2 separate regions of the Homo sapiens genome follow, and region 2 is linked to region 1. A link is a loop called in an ENCODE intact Hi-C map of the cell type or tissue named here. Cell type or tissue: psoas muscle. All regions are shown on one strand. Each heading gives the region's core, and the rest is flanking DNA. Links, peaks and the distances in the headings are about the cores only. Region 1 holds the start of LOC124903658 (a long non-coding RNA gene). Region 2 overlaps LOC124903657 (a long non-coding RNA gene).

Evidence for each region. Hi-C counts contacts between places; a loop is a spot of excess contacts. Peaks named below come from ENCODE experiments on the same cell type or tissue, not always from the same donor. Only the 100,000 strongest peaks of a DNase experiment are listed, where the experiment ranks them.
Region 2: it touches region 1 in a loop (6-fold over the local background); 3 of 110 quality-filtered maps call a loop at or near these places.

Annotation. Positions count from the first base shown.
Region 1 is chr16:19,176,132-19,185,281 of GRCh38, reverse strand. It overlaps SYT17 (synaptotagmin 17), which reads right to left. Exons shown (of 8, transcript NM_016524.4): 4 at 4,743-4,891; 5 at 1,135-1,754. It overlaps LOC124903658 (a long non-coding RNA gene), which reads left to right and starts at 1,222. Exons shown (of 2, transcript XR_007065012.1): 1 at 1,222-1,819; 2 at 3,836-4,534. RefSeq lists an enhancer at 1-636. In psoas muscle, for the core only: a CTCF peak has its summit at 5,192 (motif pointing right); DNase peaks (open chromatin) are centred at 4,891 and 5,201.
Region 2 is chr16:19,127,444-19,136,593 of GRCh38, reverse strand. LOC124903657 (a long non-coding RNA gene) reads right to left here. Exons shown (of 2, transcript XR_007065011.1): 2 at 210-1,040. Among named protein-coding and RNA genes, the nearest start is that of ITPRIPL2, 18 kb to the right of the region's middle. RefSeq lists enhancers at 5,433-5,727, 5,650-5,729. In psoas muscle, for the core only: no CTCF peak of the experiment used is centred there; DNase peaks (open chromatin) are centred at 3,673 and 5,290; H3K27ac peaks cover 3,100 bases.

The DNA.
Region 1 (9,150 bases), core at 691-8,690:
CATGGTGGCCAAAGCCCCCTCCCCTGTTTCTCCATCTCCCGTCCCTGTTCCTACAACAGCCATCCCACAGGACAGGGAGAGAAGGAAGGGAAGAGGGGAGGAGGGGAGGGAGGAAGGAGGGGAAGGAGGGAGAAAGGGAGGGAAGAGGGTAGCAGGGAAGGAAGGGAGGGAGGGAGTGAAGAGAGAAGCGGGAAGGGAGGGAAGGAGGAAGGAGTGGCTGGGTCTTTTCCTTTCCTTGGGCTCCCCACATCCTTCTACCTACAATGGGTAGACAGTTACCCTCTAATATGCAGGAATGCACAACAGCCGACTGGAGACACAGCCTGGTCCGTGGGTGGCTTCCCGAGCAGCCAACCACATTTCCCTGGGCTGGACAGGGGGAAGGAAGCCAATCTAACAGTTGGCCTGAAAAACATCCATGCATCATCCTGTTTTCCAGCCTTCACTTTTTCCCCAAAAAAATCAATTTCTGAAAGTCAAAATGATTGATAGCTTTATACCCTGTGCAATCATTCTCCTTATTAAATAACTCAGCATCGATGATTTAAAAAAGGCTTCCAGAGTGGTGGTGGTTACAGGAATCTATACATGTGATAAATTTTCACAGAAAGACACACACATGAGTGATGCATGTAAAAAGTAGTGAAATCTTGAGGTCAGGAGATCGAGACCATCCTGGATAACACGGAAAACCTCATCTCTACTAAAAAAAAAAAAAATACAAAAAAATTAGCAGGGCGTGGTGGCGGGCGCCTATAGTCCCAGCTACTCAGGAGGCTGAGGCAGGAGAATGGCGTGAACCTGGGAGGTGGAGTTTGCAGTGAGCCAAGATCACGCCACGGCGCTCCAGCCTGGGTGACAGAGCGTCTCAAAAAAAAAAAAAAACTACTGAAATCTGAGTAAGCTCTAGGTTAGTTACCAACATCTATTTCCTGGTTGCGTAAGATGCTATCATGCTGGATCAAGAGGACACAGGAACTCTCTGCTATTTTTGCAACCTCTTGTGAGTCAAAAATTATTTCAAAATAAAAAGTTTTAAAAATCCAAAAAAGCCTTTTAAACAGTAAAATAAAATAAAAATAATCACTTTTTAAAAAAGCTCCCAGGAGGAAACACCACAAACCCATCCCTTACCTGAGAACTGGGAATCAGCGCCTTCCACCAGTGCCCGCCCTTGACCAGGTCAACTTCACACAAAGGCACAGAAACTTTCCCAATGACACAGTGGCGGGAGAACTTATCAAAATCCACCACGGTCAGGAGCAGGGTCCTCCTCTGGGCCTCCAGGAAGGGGATCTCGAAGGTGTAGCGCTCCTCAAACACGGGCTTCTGGGTCTTGCGTTTGACCCCGGTCTGCTTTGAGTTCTTCTGGTCTGGCAGGAGACAGATCTTGACGTAGGGGTTGGAGTGCGCCATGTCCTGGCGCGAGCCATCGTGGGAGATGGGAGGTGGCAGGTCCCTGGCCTCGATCACGCGCACGGTGAGGTGGTTGTGCAGCAGGTCGTACTGAGTGCTGAAGTGCAGCATGCCCAGCTGGTACTTGGACAGGATCTCCTCGTCTGTCAGAGAGTCCACATCGTCGCTGTTGGAGTCGAGGGAGTACAGGTGGGGTTCGAACTTCCTGAAATAGTCGTCGGGGTTATAGGTCCGTCTGAGCACCGAAGGTTGGATGGGCTCCTTCTTGGCGCTGAGAACGCCAAACTCGATGGGTTTAATATCGATGAGTGGAGAGCTGGGACGTCTTGACTCAAGACCTGAGAGCCACCAGAAATAACAATGAAGACAGCCACATACGGGGCAGACCTGGGCCACTTTGCAGGTAAGCAGATTCTTGCATTGTTTACTCTGCTTCAGAATGACCTTTGCCATCTTTCTCCACACTCTGAAATACTCACTGATTCTGTGACAGATAGTTTGGTGGCACTATTGACACCTTGCCATCATCACAGCAGCTAAGTGCCAGGCACTGCTCTAATGGACTGTGTACACTACATCATCGCATATGTGCAATCACAATCTTCACATCCCCTTGAATTATTAGATAATTACTATTATCCCCACTTTATAGACGAGGAAACAGAAGCTTTAAGTAACTTTCTGAAGGTCACACACTTGCAAGTGTAGGAGCCAGGGGTCAGGCTGGTCTAGCTGACCCCAGAGTCTGGCTCTAACCATTATCCTACGATGTCTCCACTTTAAGAGAGTGAGCTCTGGGACCAGAGTGCCTGGGTGGAATTCCATCTCAGCCACTTACTCACTACTCGTGTACTCATTACCAGTGAGCCATGTGACTCCGGGCATATTCTTTTGACTCTCTGGGACTCTGTTTTCCCATCAGTAAAATAGAGTCAATAACGGCACCTACCTCAAAGAATGTGGTGAAGATTCACTGAGCCAGGGCATGAAAAGAGCATGGCACAGAATGTGCCCGTAGGCACAGACCAATAAATGGGAACGACTGTACTTCTTCAAGGTTCATATTCAAACCTCACCGCTTACGGGCCGCCTCTCTCCCTTCCATGAACCAGCAGAATGCATTGATCCCAAGTTCATTATTCCAACCTTTGCACATCCCTCTCTTCTAGCAATGAGCTCATGGCATTCTTGCTAATTGCCCAAACAGTTGTCTTTATGAGACATTTGCCAGAGGCATGGGAGGTACTCTGATAGATGTATGCTAAATGGAGATAACCTGTGTTCAGAGCTGGGCATGAGACTTAGAAATTACCTAGGCCCACACTGTCCATAGAAAGATAACGCAAGCCAGAAATGCAAGCCACACATGTAACTTAAAATGTTCTGGCAGCCACGACTTTTAAAATATGCAAATAAAAGGGCAAAATTCATTTAATTTTATTTATTTATTTTGAGACAGAGTCTTGCTCTATCGTCCAGGCTGGAGTGCAGTGGCGGATCTCGGCTCACTGCAACCTCCACCTTCCAGGTGCAAGTGAATCTCATGGCTCAGCCTCTCAAGTAGCTGGGACTACAGTTGTATACCACCACACCTGGCCCATTTTTGCATTTTTAATAGAGATGGAATTTCATCATGTTGGCCAGGATGGTCTTGAACTCCTGGCCTCAAGCTATCTGCCTGCCTCGGCCTCCCAAAGTGCTGGGATTACAGGCGTGAGCCACCGCGCCCAGCCTGCAAAATTAATTTTAATATTTTATTTTATTTAACCCACTATATCCAATGTATACTCATTTCAACATGGAACCAATATAAAAATATTTTAGTGAGATACTTTAAATCCTCTCTCTCTTTTTTTTTTTTTTTTTGAGACAGAGTTTCATTTTTGTTGCCTGAGCTGGAGTGTAGTGGTGCAATCTCGGCTCACTGCAACCTCCACCTCCCGGGTTCAACCGATTCTCCTGCCTCAGCCTCCCAGGTAGCTGGGATTACAGGCATGCGCTACCATGCCCGTCTAATTTTGTATTTTTAGTAGAGATGGGGTTTCACCATGTTAGCCAGGCTGGTCTCGAAGTCCTGACCTCAGGTGATCCTCCCGCCTCGGCCTCCCAAAGTGCTGGGATTACAGGCATGAGCCACCGCGCCCAGACTTTTTTTTTTTTTTTCCTCACTGTCCTGAAAGTCCAGTATGTATTTTGCACTTACAGAACATCAGTAAGATTCAGTCTCACACCATTTACGTGCTCAACAGCTACGTGTGTCTAGTGATTGTTATACCAGACAGCGCAGCTCTAGACCAGCCCTCTCATTTTACAAATGGGAAGACTGAGGCCTAAAGAAATCCAGTGCTCCCTCTGTTTCACTATTTCATGCCCTTGAACTCTTTTTTTTTCTACTTTTTTCTTTTCCCTCTATCCCCAGGAAAGGTTGGACACCAATGATCTCCACCTGAATGGATTTGTTTCATGCATTTGAAGCTTTTCCCTCTGTCTGGTGAATTTCAGACATCGGTTCACACAGAGCAGAGATACTTTTGTGGAGCAGAAGGAGGTTGGGAGCCTCTGGGTGTTTGTCCTCCTTTTTCCTCCTCACCCAAATCATGCTGTTTGGTCAAACACATACGCCACACAACAGAGTGGACAAATTGGGTGGTCAAATTTGATGGCCACACATACATTTTGTTTAGGCTTGAAAGTAAGAATGTTTCACATAAAAAAACCCAGATTGCCAATATCTCTTTACAAAGATCAGACAATACGGAGCCCCCAATCCCATACAGCTACCATTGGCCAGAGCTGAGTAGCAGACACCCTGGCCCCCTTTCAATGGGGCATTTGCTTTTCAATTGACCGAAGTCCCCACCCTGCCCTAGTAACTCTCCAGACAGAGCGGCAGCTGCCATTTGTCACTGCACTCAGGCAATGTTTATCTCTATGCAACCTCTGCACTTGGCCACTGATGCAACCCGCCTAGCTCCCAAAGTCACCAGAATTGACAAACCCTGCTATATAATATAGCCACACTCATCTTTCAGAATCTGAAATGATATACACTGACAATGTTAATCAATTCAGCCAATTCAATCAAACTTAAAATTAATAAAGCAAAAATCAATCAAAATGATTGCTTTTGATTAAACTCAGCAGCAATCAGGTGTGATGCCCTCCTCTGTCACACCGTCATTATCTCTCTCTCGCCCTGTCTCCTGGACTGTCATCCCACTCTGCCGCCCTCCCCCAGCAATAACACTGCCCTTCATGACTCTCCGTGGGAGAGTGTCTGGGAAAGCCAGCCAGGGCCCCCAGAAAGGTAAAGCAGAGATACTTACTCGAAATCCTCCGCGTCAGGCTGTATGTAGACTTGGATGTGTCTGAGGACGAGCGTCTTCCATCCGGGGAATTGGTCCGTGGGGTCAGCGGGACTTCGCTGGCCGTGTGGACAGAGTCACCATCCTTGTCACTGCTCCGGCTGGCCATCCTATAGGAAGGGAAGAGGTCTCAGTAGCTGTCCAGGAATCCCCGGGGACTGGCATCTCTGTCCCTTGGGGGTTAAGACCCACGATGAAACCGCTCTCAGACTCATTTTATGCAACATGGAATAATGCAAATTTGACAGTGTGGTGTCCTTAAACTCTCAACAACGTCTTGCTTTTTGCACAAAATGTGAAATGATATGAAGAAATATTCCCCAATTTAGAACAATCTGTCAAGAACTTGCATAATTTCAAAGCTGGGGTTGGGTGGAGAGCTGTGTAAAGTTAAGCTGTCGCCACGTGGGGGCGCCACTTTGGCTCAGTGAAGCCCGAGACCTGTCAATCTCCAGCCTGGAGTGAACCGTCTGGTTGTTTTATAGGCATCCGAACTTCTGCTTTTGGTTACAAGTGTCCTGGTATTTCAACAGTCACTGTGTCTATAATTTAAGATCTTTTAAAAATATCCTATAACAATGTCACTCAAGGGTTCTTTGCGCGGCAGAAATGGCCCTGAAAATCAACAATTTCTGAACAGAAGTTTGATGTAAAGAAATAGCTATAAATTAGCAGCAGCCGTGACTCAATGTGCTCCCAATAAAGAACTGCTGAGAAATTGGGAAGGAGGATGTAGGGGTGGATGGAGAAGGAAGACGATACAGGGTAGTCATTGAGAGAACCGCTGGGGCTGAACCCTGGCTGGGTGCTGGGGCAAGTCCCTTTCCCCTCCCGTACCTCCATTTCCCCATCTGTAAAGTGGAAATATTGACAGTACCCACATTATACGGTGGTTGTAAACACTGAATGAGTTAACACATATAAAATGCGTAGAGGCCGAGCATGGTGGCTCACACATATAATCCCAGCATTTTGGGAGGCCAAGGCAGGAGGATCCCTTGAGGCCAGGAGTTTGAGACCAGCCTGGGCAACACAGCAGGACCCATCTCTACTGAAAGTTGGCTGGGCATGGTGGCCCACAGCTGTAAACTTTGTGAAGAATGTAAACTTTGGGAAGCTAAGGCAGGAGGATCACTTGAGCTCGAAAGTTTGAGATCAGCCTGGGCAACATGGCAGAACTCTGTTTCTACAAAAAAATTTTTTAAATTAGCTGGGCATGGTGGTCTGTGTTTGTAGTCATAGTTACTTGGGAGGCTAAGGCGGGAGGACTGCTTGAGCCCAGGAGTTTGAGGCTGCAGTGGGCTATGATTGTGCCACTGTACTCCAGCCTGGGTGACACAGCAAGAGACCCTGTCTCAAAAATAAATAAAATGCTTAGAACAGTGCTTGGTTGCGTAGTAAACAGCTGCTCAATACATCTTGAAACATTTTTTATTGATTGATCGATCAATTCATTGTTTTTTTTTTTAAGAAACAGGGTCTCACTATGTTGCCCAGGCTGGACTCGAACTCCTGGGCTCAAAGTGATCCTCCCGCCCTCAGCCTCTTGAGTAGCTGGGACTATAGATGCATGCCTCCATGCCCAGCTTAGTTGATATTATTACAACTGGGGTGGCTTTAAGATCCCCCCCAATACTCATAAAGCTAGGTAAGGATGCTGGAGGGATGGGAAAGGAGGTAGAAAAACAGCTGGTGACGTCGTTTTGAGACTGATGCTGCTAATAACATGCCCCTAAGCCATAATGGCTGTAGATTTATGCCTTCCGAGGCTGCATACCCCCCAACTTGACATTAAAGCCTATGGGAAAACTCGTCTTGAAAAATGCAAGTTTTGAATGCTGTGAGGTCTTCAGACGCATCCTGTGCATGAGATGAGACTGATCTGATGTTCTTCAAAAGTGTTATCAGGAGCTAGGCATGGTGGCTCATGCCTGTAATCCCAGGACTTTGGGAGGCTGAGGTGGGTGGATCACTTGAGGTCAGGGGTTCGAGACCAACCCGGCCGACATGGCGAAACCCCATCTCTATTAAAAGTACAAAAATTAACCTGACGTGGTGGCATGCACTTGCAGTCCCAGCTACTTGGGAGGCTGAGGCATGAGAATCACTTGAAACTGGGCGGGCACGGTGGCTCACGTCTGTAATCCCAGCATTTTGGGAGGCTGAGGCGGGTGGATCACGAGGTCAGGACATCGAGACCATCCTAGCTAACACGGTGAAACCCCATCTCTACTAAAAAAAATACAAAAAATTAGCCGGGCGTGGTGGCGGACGCCTGTAGTCCCAGCTACTCGGGAGGCTGAGGCAAGAGAATGGCATGAACCCGGGAGGCAGAGCTTGCAGTGAGCGAGATTGCACCACTGCACTCCAGCCTGGGCGACAGAGCTAGACTCCGTCTCAAAAAAAAAAAAAGGAGAATCACTTGAACCTTACCCAGTCTTGGGTATCCCTTTATCACAACAGAAAACAAACTAATACAGGTTGGGAGAAGGATGAATAACTAATTTGCACCACTGTTAAAAGGCAGAACCCCAGCTAAGCCAGTAATGCTAAACTCTAAATGGCACACACTCCCAATCGCCAAGTGGGGCATCTCTGAGAGGGCTGTAAGAGCTCTGCACATTGTAGGCATTCAATATGTGCTTGTTCGACAAACAATCAACCAACTTGACTTTAATTCACTCTTCAATGAGGGTCTTTCTGGCATTGCTTCAAAAAGCACCAGTCAGATTGTGCAGTTTTCCTAATCTTCACCAGCCCAGCCCAGCCAAGAAAAGTTGGGGGCCCACAGGACATGAGCATATGTGACAATTAATGTATCCCCAAGATCACACGCAGAGCACACACAAAGGGCCAGCTCATCTGCCACATGCCAGTCCACAGAGGCAAGTCCCATGGTTCTTGGCTCAAATGTCGCAGTAGGAACAGCACTGCAAAGCCCATACACTTGACATTTCTACTTCCTGTCTGTTTGATAACATGCAGCTGCCCACTTGGTAAATAAATCTGGGGAAAACACAAAGCTGTAAATTTACTTTCTGAATGATTTAGCCATCTTCCCTTTACAGATTTCTCTTACCGTTTTGCATTATGCTGAGTGTCAAAACTGTATTAAGCACTGCCCAGTGTTCAGAAGAGACCTCATTCATCCTGGGAAGCACAAAGGTCACGCACAGCTGTTCAGTCTGTAGACTGCACAACCCTAGGTGGTGCCATTCATAATGGCCACCATGTGAATGGCGCCACCTGGAATTTTGTGGTGTATTGGCCCTGCTGGGAAAGTTCCAGTCCACTTCTCTACTAGTGGCAAAACCAAAAGAAGTATCTTCCCAGAGGGTCCCAGCCCCCTTGCCCCTGCTTACACAAAGGGTTAGCAGCAGTCAAGGCAAAACGCAACTGTCCTCCAGCTCAACATGAGAACCTAGGCTGTGCATCTGTAACACTCAACATTTGGATATCTAGGGGGCAAACAGGTACCTGGCTGTGATACTCAACACCTGTGAGGGGTCTCCGCTGGTATCGAAGAAAATCCAGATTCCTTACTCTGGCATTCAAGACCCAACTCAGCCTAAGCTTGCAGGCTCCCCCAGCTCTTCCTAGATGTAGTTGTGGCCTGAATCCTACAGGTGTGTGTGGAGTTGAGATTTTTGGTGAAAGCAACTCATTAATCAAGCGATAATTCACAGCCGGTTGCCGCGGCTCTCACCTGTAATCCCAGTGCTTTGGGAGGCTGAGGTGGGAGGACTGCTTGAGGTCAGGAGTTTAAGACCAGCCTGGGCAACACAATGAGACGCCTATCTCTACAAGGGGTGATGTCTGCCCACCTCTCTAGTCAATTTCCTCCCCTCTAGTCACAATACCCCAATTGTCTATTACAGGGGTCTGCAAACTACAAAGCCAAATTCACTGCCTGATTTTGTAAATGAAGTGTTAATGAAACACAGACGTGCCCGTTCATTTACTGTCTACAGCTGCTTCTGCATAACAATGGTAGAAATAAGTAGCTGCAACAGAGACCATATGGCCCATGAGGCTAATATATTTATTATTTGGTCCTTTAAAAGTTTGCCAACCCCTGGTCTAATAGTTCAGTTCCTGTGTTTCTGGTGGAAATGACCATCTCCCTGGTTTCCTGGGTGGGCAGGTAACTGGCATGATTCTAGCACCATTTCCTCCAAGTGAAAGTGATTGGTACATAACCCGAGCCAGGCTAATAAGAGTCTTTCCTGGTTTTGTTTTGTTTGTTTGTTCGTTTTTTATGCAACCGCAACAGAATGCAAGTCTAGTGCTGCCACATGGAGAAAACAAGCTTAACAATGAGGCCAATACAGAAGAAACAGAGAAAGAAAGAGAGAGAGAGAAAGGCTCT
Region 2 (9,150 bases), core at 869-8,868, 49 kb after region 1:
TTACTCTTGTCAACCCTTGGGTCCCTCTCCTGCCCCCCACCCAAGGTCTCACTTCACTGCAGTCAGAGTTCACATCTGGATGGGGAAAGGGAGCTTTCCGTCTTCAGGGTAGAAAGAGGGAGGAGTGAGTCTTTTCAGTGACCTCCAGAACCAAACTGCACAGACTGATTAGCTTACACCCCTCAAGAAGTGGACCCTGAAACAGGAGCTGGGGTGTGAGTAGTTTATTTGCACAGTGATTCAGGAAACACCAGGAGGGAGGGGACAGTGAGAGACAGGGATGGGAACGGGAAGGCAGCCAAGGAAGGGTGTGTCCCCAGGCATGTTCCTACGGAGGGGGCTGGGGGGCAGGTGGCAACTGAGGTTCAGCTCTGCTGGGGCCAGGGCAAAGCATGCATCCCAGAGCTGTCCCATGGAAAGGGAAGGGAGCTGGGCGATTATCCACCAGTCCCATCCATGGTTGGTTGAGCGCTGCTCCCTGCGGCTCAAACACTCCAGCAATGTCTGCCTTGTCCTACATGTGGGTGGAATGTCCTGTCACAAACAGATAAGAACTCCCGGGCCTGAGCTGCAGGTGTTCATAGGAGGCCACCTTCAGAGTGAGGACGTGAGTGCAGTATGGATCCACAGGCTGCAGGGGAGGCACCTCTGCCATCATCTTTGTCTGTCTCTTTGCCAGCCTTGAATTATACCACAGGTTGCTCTCCTTTGATTGCCGCCTTGGAAAAATGACGGCACAAAGGAAAAGAAACCCACCCTCCCATATACTGTGGGTTAACCTGAAATCCCCCCAAACTCCACCGTGGGCCCGGCAGCCCCCTCCCTCAGCCCCAGCACAGTGGGAGACTAACGGTGGCAGCAAGCTCAGGCTTGTACCCAGAGCCCTTGCAGGAGGAAGCCAAGGGTGCCTCTTGCCTTTGGGAAGGGAGAAGCTGTGAGTTGATTGAAGTGATCAAAGGCACCTCCATCCTTTACAGATGCAACGAGCTGCTAACACTTTCCAAGAGGGATTAAATAAATGAACATCGGAAACTCTGTCCCTGGGCGGAAAAGAAAAGTCATCCGCAGGCATGAACACACTCTAGAAACTCTTGCTAGCATCTGAGCTGTTCCCCTGCTTTCTCTCCTTCTGATTTTGGATCAACCACCAAAAAAGGCAAATTCCTTTCCATACTGGTAATGATGGTGATAATGATAATAACAGTAACAATGATAGCAGTGGCCCTCACTCCTGAGACTTGTAAATATCACTTTGCATCTAGCAACTCATCTCATCTTCGCAAAAGCCTAACAAGGAGGCCGAGCGTGGTGGTCTATGCCTGTAATCCCAGCACTTTGGGAGGCCCAGGCAGGCAGATCACTTGAGGTCAGGAGTTTGAGACCAGCCTGGCCAACGTGGTGAAACCCCGTCTCTACTAAAAATACAAAAATTAGCCAGGTGTGGTCGTGCGTGCCTGTAATCCCAGCTACTCGGGAGGCTGAGGTAGGAGGATCACTTGAGCCTGGGAGGTGGGGGTTGCAGTGAGCCGAGACTGTGCCACTGCACTCCAGCCTGGGTGACAGAGTGACACTCTGTCTCAAAAAAAGAAAAAAATGCCTAACAAGGAGACTCTAAAATTAGCCCTATTTTGTCAGTGAGGAAATTGAGGCTCAGAGAAAATGAGTCAGGGGTCACAAACTCAAATGCCTACAGGGGCAGGCAGACAAGATAAACCAGCAAGTCAGGTGGATATCACATATAGATTGTGATTCATGAGGACTATGTGAACTGGAGATGGAGCAGACAGCCCCTCCTGAGCCCCTGCCTCGCCACTGCCACATGGGAACATGGGCACAGTGTGACCGATCTTATTTTTCAAGTAAAGACAGAAAATTGGATTTGAATGTGATATTTTCCCAGTTTTATAAGCAGCTGAAATCAGTTAGAATTAGGATTAGGTCCCTCTCCTTATAACAAAATAACAGGGCTAAGTAAGATAAAAGTTTCTTTCACACACCAAAAAGAAGTTGGAGACTGGGCGTGGTGGCTCACATCTGTAATCCCAGCACTTTGGGAGGCCGAGGCAGGTGGATCATTTGAGGTCAGGAGTTCGAGACCAGCTTGGCCAACATGGTGAAACTCTGTCTCCACTAAAAATATAAAAATTAGCTGGGCATGGTGGTGGGCACCTGCAATCCCAGCTACTCAAGAGGCTGAGGCAAGAGAATTGCTTGAACCCAGGAGGCGGAGGTTGCAGTGAGCTGAGATCGCACCACTGTACTCCAGTCCGGGCAACAGAACAAGACTCCATCTCAAAAAAATAAAAATAAATAATAAAAAGTTGGAGTCTGGGCACTGTGGCTCACACCTGTAATCCCAGCCCTTTGGGAGGCCAAAGATGGGAGATCATTTGAGGCTAGTTGTTCAAGACCAGCCTGGGCAACATAGTGAGACACTATCTCTACAAAAAATTTTTAAAAATTAGCTGAGTATGGTGCTGTGTGCCTGTGGTCCCAACCACTTTTGAGGCTGAGGTAGGAGGATTGCTTGAGCCCAGCAGTTTGAGACTGCGGCAAGCTATGATGGTGCTGCATTTTAACTTAATCACCTATTGAAAACCCTTACTTCCAAATATGATTACATTCTAAGGTGCTGGGGCTTAGGACTTCAATATACGAATGGCAGGGAGGGGACACAATTAAGCCCATAACACTGTCCATCTCCCCAATTCACCCAAAACTTCCTTAAGGGTGGGATTTATGTCTGGTCCAAGAAACTAGTGTGTTTTTTTATAGCTGAGCACATGTACCATTCATGGAACACATGACATACATGTTTTAGCTTAGTAGGTATTTAATGTAGTAGAAAAATATGTATAACTAGCACATTAAACCAATAATTTCACAGATAGAGTTTGGAATAAGGCTAGAGAAAAAAAAAACAACAACAAGCAACTATCTTAGTCCATGTGAGCTGCTATAACAAGATACCCTAAACTGGGTGGCTTATAAACACAGAATATTTCTCAGCCAGGCGCAGTGGCTCACACCTGTAATCCCAGCACTTTGGCAGGCCGAGGGGGGTGGATCACCTGAGGTCAGGAGTTCAAGACCAGCCTGGCCAACATGGTGAAACCCCATCTCTACTAAAAATACAAAAATTAGCCAGGCATGATGGCACACGTCTGTAATCCCAGCTACTCAGGAGGCTGAGGCAGGAGAATGGCTTGAACCCGCGAGACAGAGGTCGCAGTGAGCCAAGATCTTGCCATTGCACTCCAACCTGGGCAACAGAGCGAGACTCCATCAAAAAAAAAAAAACAACAACAACAAAACAGAAATGTATTCCTCACAGTTCTAAAGGCCGGGAGGTCCAAGATCAATGTGCCGGTAGATTTGTTGTCTGCGGAGGGCCCACTTCCTGTTTCACAGATGGTGCCTTCTCGCTGTGTCCTCACGTGGCAGAAGGGGTGAGGGAGCTCTCTGATGCCTCTTACAGAAGGCCACTAATCCCTTCATGAGAACTCTTCCCCCATGACCTAATCACCTTTCAAGAGCGCCTTGTATCCTCACATTGGCGATTAGGTTTCAGCACATGCATTTATGAGGGACACATAAGTCCATGGCAGCAGTGTTAAGGAGTAAACAGCCCGGGCGCAGTGACTCACGCATGTAATCCCAGCATTTTAGGAGGCCAAGGCGGGTGGATCACCTGAGGTCAGGAGTTTAAGACCAGCCTGGCCTACGTGACAAAACCCCGTCTCTACTAAAAATACAAAACTTAGCCAGGCGTGGTGGGGGGGCCTGTAATCCCAGCTACTTGGGAGGCTGGGGCAGGAGAATTGCTTGAACCTGGGAGGCGGAGGTTGCAGTGAGCTGAGATCACGCCATTGCACTCCAGCCTGGGCGGCAAAGTGAGACTCCATCTCAAAAAATAAAAAAAGAAGAAAGAGTAAACAAATTGTCTTGCAGGAGGTACCGTGAGGTGGCAAAGATACTCCCCAAGGGCTGGAGTTGGGGAAACCCAGCACTAAGAACCAGCTCTGAAGTCACATGACCCTGAACTTCTTTCCTGGAGCTCCTGCTTGTTGGCTGTATGACCTTAGGCAAGTCACTCAACCTTTCAGAACCTCATTTCCTCAATTGTATACTGAGGATTCTAAATACTCCAGCCTCCAGCCTCCAAACATCACATCAGCCTTGTGAGGAAGAGCACATGGCTCTGGCACAAGATCACTGGGACATCAGTTCTGGCTCTGCTGTTTCCTGGCTGTGTGACCTTGGGGAAATTACTTTACCTCTCTGAGCCTGCTTCATCTTCTGTAAGAAGAGCATTAGGGTACCTAACTCCTAGGATGGTCACAAGGATTCAATGAGTTAATTTCATCTTTTGAGTGGTGTCTGGTAGTAGTGAATGTTCAATCAAAATCATTATTATTAGTCACCCCAAGGATGGCTCTGATACAAGCTGAACTGGTCCCTTCCAGGGGCTTTGATCATGGGCACTACCCAGCTCCAGGCTAAGGCTGATGTCAGATTGCTACATTGGAAGTCCACATCCTGCCATTGTCCCCAACACCCACTGTCTCAAGGCAGGCAGATGAGGTCATGGGAATTGATGTTTTTGTCCTGAAGGGATAGGCAGGGGTGGATGGGCAACCCCTCTCTCCCACTCCTGATTGCTAAGTGGGGAAGCTTTGGCCTGAGTTTCTAGGGGTGTCCAAAGATCTTTACTTCTTTCCTAGACATTTCTGTATACTTGAACTTTTTACAGTGAGCATATATCACTTCTATGATAAACAAACAAACAAACAAGAAAGCCATTTTCATTCTTGCAAAACCAATCCAGGCCTGGCTCACACCCTTCTAGATTCCCAGAGTCACTTTCTGACCTATCTGGGTCACTTGTTCCTTGGCCTGACTCTCTCTAAACACAGAGCCGCTGTGTTCCAATAAAATTTATTTACACGAAGAGGCTGCAGGCAGGATTTGGTCCATGGTCCACAGTTTGCCCTGACCTAGGATACTGTCTGGAACACAGTAAGTGCTATACAAGTGTTAGCTATGAGTGAATGTGTGTGACTCACAAGCATGTATATCTATGCGTGCATGTGTGCACATGTGTATCTATATGGGAATCATGCCTCTGAATGTGTATTGTGTCTGTGTGGGGGATCTGTTTAGTCCTTCTATAAAAACAAAACAACATGCTCGTACCAGCCAACATTTCAACGCAGCTACCCCAAGACTTCCTGCTTCTATTCTGGTGAGAAAGGGAAGCTTCGGGCGCCAACCCCCAGTGGCCTAATGGAAAGGGAAGCTTCGGGAAAAGCCAAGAGAAGAAAGAGCTGGTGTGTCTCTGTCATTTTCATCTGGGTTAAGATTGGAGGGAAGTCATCATTGGTGATTGTGCTACTGTAGGGCCGGCAGCCCACGCCTTCCCATCTGCTGAAAGGATGAAGTCAGTCCTCTGGGGGAAAAGGGGGTGGAGAGGGGACTCTGTAAAAATGAAAAAGGAAGCTTTTTAGGAGCTTTGAAGGAGGGGTTGGGGTAGAGGGAGAATGATTCCCTGCTCTTGTGGTGGGTGGCTTTTCCAGGCAGCTTGTAAACATCTGCTTGCTTGTTTCATTTTGATCTCCTGCTGTGGGACTTCTGAGGGGCTACTTCCTGTATGACTAACTTCCTTGGCTGGCTTTGCAAGGGCCAAGGAAATGCAGTGAGCGTTAATTTTGGAGTCAGCAGATGAGGGTTCAAATCCCTGTTTGCACTTCCTTGTTAAATGCCCTGGGGGCATATGATCTCGTCCCTCTGAGCCTCAGTTTCCACCTCTGTACATTGGGGCTCCTATTATAATAGTATTACCTCCTAGGACTATTGCAATGATCAAAGGAGAACTGTGTGTGTCCAGCATTTGTCACAGAGCTTCACTCTGTAAGTGCTCCCGAAGGTGACACCCTGAAACAGACCCCCATGGGCTAGTGTGCTGAGCTTCAAGATTTCAGAGAAGCCTTCCCTAATTCCCCCATGCTGCACTAGGTCCCTTTGACTCACAGTGTCATAAAAACTGGTTTCTTTCCTTCAAAGCATTTACCTCTGTTAGTTTCGTTTTTTGTTTGTTTGTTTTTTGAGACAGGGTCTCACCACTCTGTCACTCAGGCTGAAGTGCACGATCACGGCTCACTGCAGCCTCGACCTCCCCGGGTCGGGCAATTCTCCCCCCTCAGCCTCCCAAGTAGTTGCAACTACAGGTGTGTGCCACCATGCCCGGCTAATTTTTATGTTCCTTATAGAATGGGGTTTTGCCATGTTGTCCAGGCTGGTCTTGAACTCTTGGGCTCAAGTGATCCACCCACCTTGGCCTCCAAAGAAGTAGGATTACAGGCATGAGCCACTATGCCTGGCCCTCTGTTAGTTATTTAGTGCTCACTGGCGTGCTTATTGGCAAGTGGCTGCCTCTTCCAGCAGACTGTAAACTGCAGGCCAATAAGATGGTGTTTGCTCTGCTAACCACTCTATTATCCCCTGTGCCAGCACAGGGCCTGGCACATAGTTAGCATTCAATCATTATTCAGTAGGGTCCCAATGGGGTCTTCCAAAATGGGGTTATGATAGGCACTCTCTTCAGCATCCTGGTGTTACCCTGGCAAATCCATACGGGTCTGCCACAACCTCAATTCCTGCCTCCTCAAGAGAAAGAATTCAGCTGAGGGGCAGAAGGCAGAAGGAGAGACAGGCGAGTTTCAGAGCAGGAGTGAAAGTTTCTTAAAAAGCTTTAGAGCAGGAATTAAAGGAAGGCGAGTACCCTTGGAGCAGGGCCAAGTGCATGAAACCCTACAAGACAGAGATCGTGGCAATAGTCCTAGGAGGTGATACTTAACCTCTCAAGTGTCCCATTTGACCTTTGACAGAGGGTTTTATATGTTGGCCTACTTCCAGGGTCTCGCATCCCTTCTCCCCTGATCCTTCCCTTGGAGTGGGCTATCCGTATGTGCAGTGGCCTGCTAACATTTGTGGGGGTGGCAGTGGAATGTGCAGTGTGCTTACTGGAGTTATATGAGGTGTTCTTCCCTTACCAGCCTAATGTCTCTACAAGGTCATATACCAGTTAAACTCCGCCATTTTGCCTCTTAAAGCTCATGCTTGAGCCCATTCATCCAACTCCTAAGATCTTATTTGGAAGCTGCGGATCATCAGTTTCATGGTTTTGTTTGTTTGTTTGTCTGTTTTTTGTTTTTGTTTTTTGAGATTTGCTCTTTTTGCCCAGGCTGGAGTGCAGTGGCGCAATCTCAGCTCACTGCAACCTCTGCCTCCTGGGTTCAACCAATTCTCCTGCCTCAGCCTCCCGAGTAACTGGAATTACAGTCACCCACCACCACGCCTGGCTAATTTTTTGTATTTTTAGTAGAGATGGGGTTTCACTACGTTGGCCAGGCTAGTCCCGAACTCTTGACCTCAGGTGACCCACCCGCCTCTTTAACACATGGCTTTTATTGCCTCTGTAGGATCGTGCACACATCACTTTTGCTCCTTGCCCATTGGTGAACCAGTCACTTGGCCCTGCCTAACTGCAGGGGACTGGGAGATAGAGGGTTACTCATGCATATTCAGCATCTGGAAGGGGAGAGCTTAGACTCTGGGTGGTCCCACGAGACTGGTTTAGTGAGAGGAAGCCCAAATACACTTTTAAGCCTTGCAAAGTGGAGATCCATACTAATTAGACTGCTTTTGAAAACCAGGTATTTATCAGAGAAAAAAGAATCATCACAAGTCCATTGCTTAAAATCTGGAGCAGGGTTTCTAGCCTGCAGTTTTCTGCCATGCAAGATCCTGAAGGCTTCTCTTCTTCAAATGCCACAACCATTTGTCTCCAAGGTTGAAATATGTTTTAATGCTTTCATTTTGATAAGGATCGACAGTTGCCCATCAGAGGCATAGCTGCTAATTTGAGGAGACTAATGATTGAATAAACCATGAAGATAAAAATCATTTGAGAGATTTGGTCCTTAAAAGCATTTAGCCTGAGTCTGGCACGCAGTGGGACTCCTAGGGGTCTTTTTTTTCCCTGGCTTCATTAGAAGGTGTCTTGATAGACTTTATTTTTTTTAAGTGCCAGCCACTACACCTAAAGATGAGTTGGGGAGAGAGATTGAGATAATGTAGGCAAAACCATTGAATATTCATGAAAAGAGCCAGCATTTTGTGAAGACAGGCTGTATCTGACATATGTTATCTGCAGGCTACAAGATTAAAAGAAGTGGGGCAGCCAGGCATGGTGGCTCACACCTGTAATCCTAGTACTTTGGGAGGCCGAGATGGAGTATCCCTTGAGGCCAGGAATTTGAGAACATTATGGGCAACCGAGTAAGACCCCCATCTTTAAAAATAAAAATAAAATAAAATAAAAAGCCAGGCGTTGTGGCAGCACCTGGAGTCCCAATTACTCAGGAACCTGAGGCAGGAGGATTGCTTCAGCCCAGGATTTCAGGCTGCAGTGAGCTATGACTGCCCCACTGCACTCCAGCCTGGGCGACAGAGCAAGAAAGAACAGGGCACTCTCCCTCTGAATATTGAGGCGTTTCATTACTGAGAAGTTTCAGGATGACTCTGATGCCTCTTTTTTTGGTTTAACTGTTTCCTTCTCCTTGGGGTTGGGGAAAAGGGGAACTGCCAAATGGATGAAGCCCCATTGCCCACTTAGCAATTATATTTTGCCTTGTGTCTCTCAGCTGAAGAGCTCTCTCCTAGGATTTGGTCCCCCAGCACCACCATCACCACCCTTAACCTTTCTGTCTCAGCCACGTAGCAAACCTCATGCAAACCAGCTGGTGCTTCCACAACATCTAGTGGAGAGATTGCAGGTACTCTACTGAGCACTGCAGGTTCCAGAAGGGCCATCTGACCTAGGTCACTGGTTCACAACCCCAGCTGCACTCTAAAATTGTCCAGGGAGATGTAAACAGCTCCCATGCCTTAGCTGCATCCTCCTAAGTTCTGATCTCTCTGGTCTTAGGTGGGGTCCCAAGCATGAGTATTTTTACAAAGCCCCTTACCCATTGTTATGAAGCCAGGATTGAGAACAACTAGCCTAAGCTTTCTGCCCAGGAACTCAAGCAATGAAAATCAGACTGGGGAGAAAGATGACACACTTTAGAAGTAAGAATGAGATAAGCA